Linked DNA regions of Homo sapiens: region 2 is linked to region 1. The links are chromatin contacts, found by Hi-C or POLR2A ChIA-PET in ENCODE. All regions are on one chromosome and are shown on one strand. The core of a region is the stretch at or near the end of the contact, and the rest is flanking DNA. Distances in the headings are between cores, read along the strand shown. Region 1 overlaps PDLIM1 (PDZ and LIM domain 1). Region 2 overlaps SORBS1 (sorbin and SH3 domain containing 1).

Region 1 (5,101 bases), core at 614-3,113:
ACAACCCATGGCTTCTAGGTGATGCATGCTCTGTGCAGCCAGCTGAACTCAAAATGTGTCTTAGTGTCTGTGTTTTCCAGAAAAATCTTCCTGAACTCTAGTCTCTTTCTTAAAACACCCAGGCCCAGAACAGCTGCCTCCAAAAGAGTTCCTGTCATCTGTTGCACTTCCTTTTTTCTCTCCTTTTTTGTTAAATATTCAAGTCTTTTATGCTTTCTTAAAAAAAAAAAATCATGAAAACTAAAAGCTTTATTGAGTACCTAATTTAAAATAAAAGAAAACAACCTGAAAATATTTTTATGTTTAAGACTTCTCTTTTGGGCCGAGCGTGGTGGCTCACGCCTGTAATCCCAGCACTTTGGGAGGCCGAGGCGGGCGGATCACCTGAGGTCCGGAGTTCAAGACCAGCCTGACCAACATGGAGAAACCTCATCTCTACTAAAAATACAAAAATTAGCCAGACATGGTGGCGCATGCCTGTAATCCCAGCTACTCGGGAGGCTGAGGCAGGAGAATCTCTTGAACCCAGGAGGCAGAGGTTGCGGTGAGCCGAGATTGTACCATTGCACCCCAGCCTGGGCAACGAGAGTGGAACTCTGTCAAAAAAAAAAAAAAAAAAAAAAAAAAAGATTTCTCTTTTGGCTGGGTGCAGTGGCTCACGCCTGTAATCCCAACACTTTGGGAGTCCAAATCAGGAGGATTGCTTGAGCCTAGGAGTTCGAAACCAGCCTGGGCAACATAGTAAGACCCCATCCGTAAAAAAAAGTTAGACAGTCAAGTAGCCTGTAGTCCCAGCTACTTGAGAGGGCTGAGGCAGGAGGATCATGTAAGCCCATGAGATGGAGGATGCAGTGTGCCATATCGTGCCACTGCACATCAGCCTGGGTGACAGAGCTAGACTCTCATCCCTAAAAAAACAAAACAGGCCAGGCACGGTGGCTCATTCCTGTAATCGCAGCACTTTGGAAAGCCAACGCAAGAGGATCACCTGAGTTCAGGAATTCAAGACCAGCCTGGCCAACATGGTGAAACCTCGTTTCTACTAAAATATAAAAATTAGCTAGGCGTGGTGGCACCTGCCTGTAATCCCAGCTACTCAGAGGCTGAGGCAAGAAAATCACTTGAACTCAGGAGGCAGAGGTTGCAGTGAGCCAAGACTGCACCATTGCACTCCAGCCTGGGTGACAGAGCAAGACTCCATCTCACAAATAAAAAATAAAAATAAATAACAAAAAATAAAAAACAACACAAAACTTCAGCAGTTATCAAAGAGTAGTTAAGTAAATTTTATGGCACAGCTACCCAAATAAATAATATATAGTAATTAAAGGCTATGGTCATGAAGACAGAGATTTACAGATGGGTGGCCTGGTACCCTTGCCTACATGTGCCGCAGCCAGGATGGTCATTCTTTCTTCTTCTCTCCATCACCATGGCAATTCCTAGGAGCAGCAGAGGATGCAGAGCCCCAAGGAAGGGTCTTTATTTTTCCGCCTTGGCTCAATTTTTCCCTGCAATTTCCTGTTTGGCAAGGAATACCCCTCTAAGCCCATTTTTCATCTTTAAAATGAAGAAGATAAAGCCTTCTTTACAAGGATTTGTGTGAGTTACTAGAGTGTCAAGTACAGTGCCTGGCTCGTGGCACATATTCAACCAGGGTCTGTTCCCTTCTCCCTCCACCGAAACACATTTCCAATTAGAATGGAAGTCAATGGAAAATTCAGGTTGAAAATTCGGATGATTTCACTTTCTAAAGAATCTTTCAAGAATGCATCTGGTTTGTACATAAAAGGAATATCTCTACCCTCATCTGAATACTGACTGGTCTTTCCAGAAAGCAGGCAGATTCAGGGCTTGCCTTTTAGAAGGGATGATGTAATTGTTTGGGCTTTGTATTTATCAGTCTCCAAGGAAACTCAATAATGAGGAAGTACAAACTAGGTGTGTAACTATGCTGACCTCAGATAAGCTGGGGTGTTGGTTGGCATTACATGAACCAACAGATCTTTTTATTATAGATGAACTCTGCTCTTACTCATTTATCCTCTACTTTAGAATGGCTGGAAGTAAAAGACTGGAAAAATGATGGGTGAGAAGTTTTTCTTACAGTAATAAAGCATTACTAGAATCACAAGAAAAATACAAGGGTTTAAAGTATTTGAGAATTTTTGTAATCTGAAGAGAACTACCTTCAAAAGATTAATACAGGTAACTACAGATTTAAAATGAAAATTCAAATATACTACAAATGAAAACTATAACTGAAATTTACATAATTACCTTATTTACATGAAAATGAGGATTTCAGATAGACCAAGTTAAAACGAAATCATTCCTTGTGTGTTATAAAATATGTAAAAATTAAAATTTAACAATTAAAATTTAACATTTATGGTAAATTTAATGAAGTAGCTGAGAACTCCCAAGGAAACTGAAACTAACTGTGGCATGTTTTAAATTAGTTTGCACAACTGCCAGTGTATAGACCAAGTGCCATTTTACGAACTTTCCTGAGAGGAGTTGTATAGAAGAATATGTTCACATCAGTTTTGAAATGATGCAAAATGATCCTTAAAATGACTCTTGGGATTTTTAATAATTATTTTTACTATCTTAATGGCAAAAATTTTATGTGACTTCGTTTTTGAAATTTTAATGGATTCTATTTGAGAAAATATGACTTATATCCAACCACCCAATTAACACACACTAATATACCAAGTGAGTTCAACTTCATACAAGTTTCTGTTTTATGTATAAAAGATAGCTAGCTATATATTGTATTTTAATTACATCTTAATTCACCATAAAAACTAAATAGTATCCCAAATTTAGAAAAATAAGTTAAATTTCAAATCTTCAACTTGGGTCAAATGCATAACCATCACAAACCAGTGTAAAATTTTCAAAAGGCATTATCAACATACCTAGTTTATCATTACTAATTCATTAATGTATCCAACAGACACATACTTTGAGACAAGTAGCATGTTGGGTGTGAGGAATTTTACAAAAGATGTTCTAAACATCTCTAAGTTTGTCCCTTATTTCAAAAACAATACCCATGCCTTGTAGATTATTTAGAAGAGGCACATAAGGCAGAAAGAAATAAAATCACCTACAATCCAATAATCCAACTACTGAGAGATTTATTCACAAATATGGGATCTTAGGGCAGTCTACTGTCCTGAGAAATTCTATCTGGGTGACAAATTGTACACTATGTACTGCTTTTTTTTATATTAATTGCTGCTTTATTTTAGTAATTTTAAAGTCTCACTAGAAGTTTCACTGTAACAAAAATAGAGATTTCCACTCCATGGCTCATGGAAACCAGACAGGGGCATACAGTGGGGAGAAGCAGGGCTTCCTATTACATATTCCCCGATTTCTTCTAGGCTCTAGGCCTCCAGACCTAAACTTATTTTCATCCCTGTCATGATTCATTTGTTGCTGAAATCCATAACGAGCTGAATAGCTCCTTGACTTCACTGTGATCCTGCCAACCCTTCCCACGCAGGAAGGCTTCCACCGGCTTCCCTTATCGCCTTCCGACCCCCTGCTTCCAGCCCAGGACACAGCGTCACTGCCCTGGGGTTTTCCAGCCCTATCCTCCTGCAGTTCCCTTACGGGAAGAACTGAACAAGAGCCAGATACCAGCAGAGACAGTGAAGGGTCTTATCCCCAGGCCTCCAGGGCAGGAAAAACAGGAATGTGCTGAGCAGTGTCAGAAACGGCAAAGTGCTGGGTGGTGAGAGCAGCGGCAACGATGAGCAAGAACTTACCTGGGGTTCAGAGGCTAAATTCATCTTGTATGGATGACGCTTCCCTTCCTCCGTCACCAGAGGAGACCAGACTTTATGTTCAGATCTGCAACAGATTAACAAAGCTGCTGTTTCACTCATGTAAAATAAATAATATATACCAAAGACAAACTGGAAAAATGCCCCCTCTTTCCTGGACTAGGCACTGAACTAGCACCCTCCCATCAGCTCTACCTTCCATTTGCCACCAGGTTGATCTTTTAAACACCCCAATCTGATAACATCCATGGCTGATGGCTCCCCAGCATAGCCCCAAGGGGCTTCCCAAGCACTTCATCCTCCCTCACCACACTCTGGGTAGCTGACACCAGCAGTGTGGTCTCCTCCATGTTCCTAAGCATGACTCACACTGCCCTATCTCTGCTCAGGATAGAATGGGCTTCTCCTCTATCTCAACCCAGTGTGTTTGGTCCAGACCAAATAACCAACTTATTTGTGAAGCCTGTTTGACCCAAATGAAAATAATGCCTCTTGGCCGGGCGTGGTGGCTCACGCCTGTAATCCCAGCACTTTGGGAGGCTGAGGTGGGGAAATCACTTGAGGTCTGGAGTTTGACATCAGCCTGGCCAACATGGTGAAACCCCATCTCCACTAAAAATACAAAAATTAGCCGGGTGTGGTGGCATACGCCTATAATCCCAGCTACTCGGGAGGCTGAGGCAGGAGACTTGCTTAAACCCAGGAGGCAGAGGTTGCAGTGAGCTGAGATAGCACCACTGCACTTCAGCCTGGGTGACAGAGTGAGACTCCATCCCAAAAAAAAAAAAAAAAGAGAAGAACGCCCCTCTTTTGCTCTTATAAACTATTTTCTTTGTACCAACCACAGAGCAATGATTTTACTTTAGTCTCAGTTTTCATTAGTGTCGTTGTTTCCTCTCTTGCAGGTAGAAAATATTTATACTTATCTTTATTTATTTTATTTATTTATTTTTTGAGACAGAGTCTCGCTCTGTCGCCCAGGCTGGAGTGCAATGAATGGCGTGATCTTGGCTCACTGCAACCTCCGCTTCCCAGGCTCAAGCGATTCTCCCAGCCCAGTCTCCCGAGTAGCTGAGATTACAGGCACCTGCCATCATCCCTAGCTAATTTTTTTGTGTTTTTGTAGAAACAGGGTTTCATCATGTTGGCCAGGCTGGTCTTGAACTCCTAACCTCAGGTGATCTACCCACCTCGGCCTCCCAAAGTGCTGGGATTACAGACTAGAGCCACCATACCTGGCCATACTTAACTTTATATTTGTCACAATGTCTATGCCAGATATACAAGATGTCCCTTTT
Region 2 (5,472 bases), core at 680-3,179, 43 kb after region 1:
TTCGTCTGTTTGTCAGATATTACTTGAAAAACAAGTAAACCCTAAAGGTAGAGAGACTCTTAATCTACTCAATATTTTGCCCCTGACAAGGCTAGAGTGAGGGTCCTGGAAGACCAGTGCAGTTGTCCTCCGGGACAGACTTCATAGTGTCACACGGTCATTCAGAGCTTCTCATTATGGATTTTTGCATCTATGGATTTATCTTAAATGTTCTATAATATTTTCAATCTGAACCACTTTGTTGGCTAATTTGTTCCAAAAATTACCTGTATCAAGTGATAAGTTCTTTGATTTGTCCTAAAAGACCTGGTTAAGTGTTCCTGAGACAGATGTGGTTTCTATGTGCTAAGACTTGGAAAAATACTCCCACGTACAACTCATCCAAACATCCTCTGTGACTTCTGAGACATCAACTTTGTTCCCTTCCATTAGAGTCTGATATTTTTAGCATGAGATACGGTTGTGCTGTGCCCCCCTGGTCGCATTGGCCCCCTCCTCTGGGACTTCTCCTCCCACTGTATTCTTGTCAAGACCTTGGCTAGCAAAACTTCAGCACATAGCCTGCTTTCAACTACACTGAAGTTTATACTGGGACAGGACAATAGTGTTCCATTTTCAAAGTGTGTTACAATAACTCTCCAAGTCCAGTGGACCATTGAGCTGTTATCTGTCCAGTTTCCTTTTCCCCTTCTTAGAGCAGACACCCCTTCGCCCAGCCACTCCTCTCCCTCATTCTTTGAGGTTTTGGTTGAGCTGCCAATTCACCCACCTCGGCCTCCCAGAGTGCTGGAATTACAGGCGTGAGTCACCATGCCTGGCCAAAAGCCACAAAGGTTTTTACAAGTAAAGTTGCCTCTTTAGTCAAAGTGATTAGTCTAGGGAAGAGTAAATATCCAGGCTGGGCCTGCCAGCATCTGGAGTTGTTTTCAGGGAAAGCCAAATAGGAAGGTCCTTTTGCCTTGAGAATTTGGAGTCAGAGAGCTGGAAGGAGGCTGGAGCAGCTTGCAGCCATGTTTCCCACTGCTGCATTCAGTAGGTGAAAATGTAGCCAAACAAAACGCCAAGAATAAGACAAATACTGATGAGAAAGTTTGAGTCTCTGGATTAACTCCTGACTGAGACTAGTTCTAACGCCCTTTGGTATGTCTCAGCCAATGCAGTAGTGTTAGGTTTTGTTTTGTTTTTGTTTTTTTGTGAGATGGAGTGCAGTGGCACGATCTCGGCTCACTGCAATCTTTGCCTCCCGGGTTCCAGCGATTTTCCTGCCTCAGCCTCCTGAGTAGCTGAGATTACAGGCACACGCCACCACGCCTGACTAATTTTTGTATTTTTAGTAGAGATGGGGTTTCACCATATTGGTCAGGCTGGTCTCAAACTCCTCTCCTCAGGTGATCCGTCCACCTCGGCCTCCCACAGTGTTGGGATTACAGGCGTGAGCCACTGCGCCCGGCCTAAGCTTCTACCATTTAATCATTGAAAGGGCCCTCCCACAATTGACTCTTTGGGCCGTAATTATATTGGGAGAGATCTGCTCTCCGCAGGAGCATGTATTGAGATAAAATAACAGAGGGCTGAGGATGCAGTGAAGATCTAGAAAGAGGATGAAGAAGGGGTTGGCCAGTCAAAAGCGGGTGAACCAAGGAGCCCCAATTCATGGAAGCGGACAATGTAGTAGTTTTAATTGGGTGGTGGGAAACACACTTCCATGGACTTGGTGGGAGTATAATTGGAATTTTTGGGAAGTCAATTTGGAAATCTCTTAAGGTTTGAAATGTTCCTGCTCTTTAAGCCAATAATTTTACTCAAAGCAGCATTGTTGTTGTAAAAAGCTGGCAATAACCTTAAATACCTGCATCATCAATAGAGGATGGGTTAAGTAAGTTATGGAAACATGTCCAAGTTCTACTAAAGGAAAGTAAAAGTGTATGAGACTACATAAAGCATTTTAGAGACGTGTGTGTTTAGTATGTGTAGAAAAGCAAGCTGGGAGGACCATATATAGGAGTGATCTCTGTGAGGAGTGTTATTATGGAGAACTTTCACTTTCTATGTTTGTATGAAACCAGCATAATTTGAAAGATTAATTCATTGTTTCTGCCACTGTAAGAAAATGGTTTCCCTTCTTTCATTGTTGGTAGAACATATTCTGAGTTCTAGGATCTCTGGCCTCAAGGGCTTATTTATCTGTTTATTTGATAAACAAAGGATTGAGTGCCACATTAGACTCTCTTCTTGGTGCCAGGCATATATTAGCAAAACAGAGTCACTAACCCCATGGATTTTACAGGATTGCTTGTGGAGACAAATTTCAGATGGTGATAAGTGTTATGGAGAAACAGAGGAGGAAGAGGGGGATGGAATGCAGGGGGTGGGGACAATAGGTTCCTAGATGTATGTAAAGTAGTCACGAAAAGCCTCATTGAGAAGACAACAGGAAGACCTAAAGGAGGAAGAAAACCATGCAGCTCTTGGGGAAAGGGCCTTCCAGGCACAGGGGATTGCAAACATGAAGACCCTGAACCTCAAATGTGCTTAATGAGTCTGAGGCCATAAAGAGGGCTGTGTGGCTGGAATGAAGGAGATGAATTCAGGGGTTAGGGGGAGGGGAGGAGCAGTATGTCTATGGACTTGCCATTGTACCACATTAGCGAGATGAGAAGCCACTAGAGGGTTTTGGACCAACGTTAAGATGATCACTGTGGTTGCTCTGTCTAGACTAGAGGGGCAATAGCAGAAGCAGGGAGGCCAGTTAGACAGTTATTGCGATGATCCAGGTGAGAGAAAATGGCTTGGGCTACGATGGTAGAAATGGCTGGGTTCTAAATGTAGTTAGGAGGTAAGCTGATGGATTTGTTGGAGACAAGGGTTCATAGGGCCTGTGATTCAGGACCTAGTGTTAAGGACTGTCAGACCCTTGAAACAAGAGACTGTTAGGCCCCTCTCCCAGGGGAGGCCCAAGTACACTGAGTTACCCCAGAGGCAGCACTGCAAACTGGTGCTTTGAGTTGGAGGTGGAGGACAGAACCCAGGGGGAGAGGGTAGAGGCGTGAGCTTTCCTATTAGGGGACAGATCCATGCCTTGTGTGCAGCAGACCCCATCCCAGACTAAGATGGCAGTAGTTGTAGCCACGGGATGCCAGGGGAGACTGCATGCCTAGTGCCTTAACACATTTGGTTTGGAGGAGAAAAAGGACAGATTGCATTTTCGCCCACCCATACCAAGAGAGGACTCATAGCCAGATTAATTTGATTTAGAAAAACAAAGTGCTATGTCATTTCCCATACCCATGTTTTATAAAGCAAATCTAGACCCATTATACATATTTTATAATGTTTTACTTTTGTTTTTAAAGACATTTGTGCATCACTTTTGTTATCAGAACAAATACGAACATATTTTAGAAATAATGGCAAAATGGTCAACAGTAATCAATTAATTCAGAGGGTCAGGAGTTAGGTTATTGAGAAAAAAGTAAGGTAAGAAGTGGTGTCTTCAAGGAGGCGGCAGAAGGCAGATGGTAAATGATTAAGGATGGAAAGGAGGGTATAAGAAATTGAAGCAGTGAATTTAAGCTTCATTTGAGAAGCTTGGCAAAGGGAGGAAAGAAACAATGAATGACCAGAACAAACATATGCCACGCAATTCTGAATAAAGTTTATTAAATAATATGTACAGCAAATGTAGTAATTCAACACATCTATTTATCAAATCAATCCACTGCAATGAAGAAAAATAAATGAACAGAAAAATCTATGTCTGCATAGGACATGCTCTCAGTGTGTAATTTAAATGGCAATACTTTAAATTAATTGGTTATATATAATGTCAGTTATTTTTCTTTCAGAATATAACCTTTTTTGTAGTAACCTATTCTAGCAATAGGACTTAATACGACTGCAGATAAATAGGACTGCAAAAACCAAAAACCCAAAATAATGAAATTAAAAAGGAAAAAAAAACTGTAACTGAGATCAGAGTTACCTTTCCTCCCCAATAGAATACTTATCGTAAATTTTAACACTTTACAATGGCTATTTTTGTGCTAAAAATCTGTAGGTGAGTTATTTGGAATTCCTTCATTTAAATAAAAATGCAAAAAAACTTCATGACTTCCTTTACCCCCTTCCATTCAAATTTTTAAAATTATTTTTCTATACAAGGTAGGTACATGGGCTATACAAAGTTAAATATACATATTTACAGTCCCACTTCTTAAGCACATTATTTTTTTTTTCTTTTACTGATCCCAGAGAGACTGCAAAAGATAAGGAGTTTGGGGCTTGCCTTTACCCGGAAGCATGGCTAATATATCAAAATGTGTTGCAAGGCATGCCGCCAGTTAGTTGCACTTGCTATTAATAAACCTGTATAAACATTTCAGCATAAAAATAGGTACTTTATATTACTAAATGTCTGAAGACAAAAGAGCAATTGGAAATCTCTGTTTCTTGTTTCGTCATACATAGGAAGGCGACGTGATGCAAATTTTAACACAAGATTTTATTAAAGACGGGCAAATTGGTGAGGCATACCTGAATTTCTGGAGATATACAAATGCGTGAGGCTGGCATCATATGCAAATGTGGCTTTACAAATTGGTTTTATTTTCTAGCTGTATTTAAAGAGGTGTTCAAAATTCCCTACTAATCAAGAAGCACCCCTGAAAAAACTATGAGATAAGATAGTGTTATTAATGGTTTGCATCTAAAGACCAGGAAACACATTAGCCAATACAGTCCACAATCGGTGAAATGCTGCCGTGCAAATTGCACGTGCATATGCATTTTTACTATATTCCCTCAGAGACCGTAAAACAACAACAACAACAAAAAAAAAAAAACAGTGCTCTTAGATGGTGGAGCAGACCTTCCAAAACAACAGGTCTTACTCTTACTGGGTTTTAAGGAAATTCAGGAAGTCTCCTTCTACCCAGAAAGCTCACCCCCTCCAGTTCCATAACCTTTTCCCTTGGGATTAAGGCCCTGCTCTGTCATACTTAAAAACAAATGTCTGTGGGAAGAGGTAACTCATTCCTATTATCAATCATTTACACCTTAGTGTGAATGAATTAGTGGCAGTTTCTTTCCTGAGAACAGGATTTGAAAGAACAATAGGGAGAAAGTGAGGGTACTGTGGCTGTCTGGTGGGGGATGGGAAGCTGATGGGATCCTAAGATGGGTATTTGTGACAGCAGCTGAGGCACAGGCATTGAAAACAAATTTTGCCTACCTGTAAAGACTCTAGACTTTGGGACAATGGTCCTGGGGTAATTCTGAGATATATGCAGACAGCCAGGGGTTCCGTACACAACCCTACCACCTAGAATTGCTACTCCTATTTGTGAGCTTGGATGTGTATCTGTGGGGGAAGATGAGAGTTTAGAGACTCTGGAAAATATTCCAAGTATTTCCAGCTATGAACTACCCTCAGACAAAGGTTCTTCCAGCACCCTAGTTGTTTAAAAGTGAGCT

What was found. Hi-C counts contacts between places; a loop is a spot of excess contacts on that map. ChIA-PET counts read pairs that join two places held with the same protein, here RNA polymerase II (POLR2A). Pooled maps may share reads with other maps.
Region 2: a map of MCF 10A shows a loop between it and region 1 (4-fold over the local background). The contact joins two enhancer-like sites. A Hi-C loop is called at or near these places in 3 of 168 maps with a recorded cell type or tissue (MCF 10A, PC-9 and mammary epithelial cell) and 5 of 50 pooled maps. POLR2A ChIA-PET finds 5 or more read pairs at or near these places in 11 of 52 experiments (AG04450, Caco-2, H1 and 8 more).

Annotation. Positions count from the first base shown.
Region 1 is chr10:95,264,993-95,270,093 of GRCh38, forward strand. PDLIM1 (PDZ and LIM domain 1) reads right to left here. Exons shown (of 7, transcript NM_020992.4): 3 at 3,786-3,870. Among named protein-coding and RNA genes, the nearest start is that of PDLIM1, 23 kb to the right of the region's middle. RefSeq lists an enhancer at 1-93. Within about 2 kb of position 1,864, at least 7 of the 41 ENCODE cell types and tissues checked have a DNase peak (open chromatin) inside an H3K27ac peak, as active enhancers do.
Region 2 is chr10:95,308,140-95,313,611 of GRCh38, forward strand. It overlaps SORBS1 (sorbin and SH3 domain containing 1), which reads right to left. Exons shown (of 33, transcript NM_001034954.3): 33 at 3,634-5,472. Among named protein-coding and RNA genes, the nearest start is that of PDLIM1, 20 kb to the left of the region's middle. RefSeq lists an enhancer at 2,012-2,191. Within about 2 kb of position 1,930, at least 2 of the 41 ENCODE cell types and tissues checked have a DNase peak (open chromatin) inside an H3K27ac peak, as active enhancers do.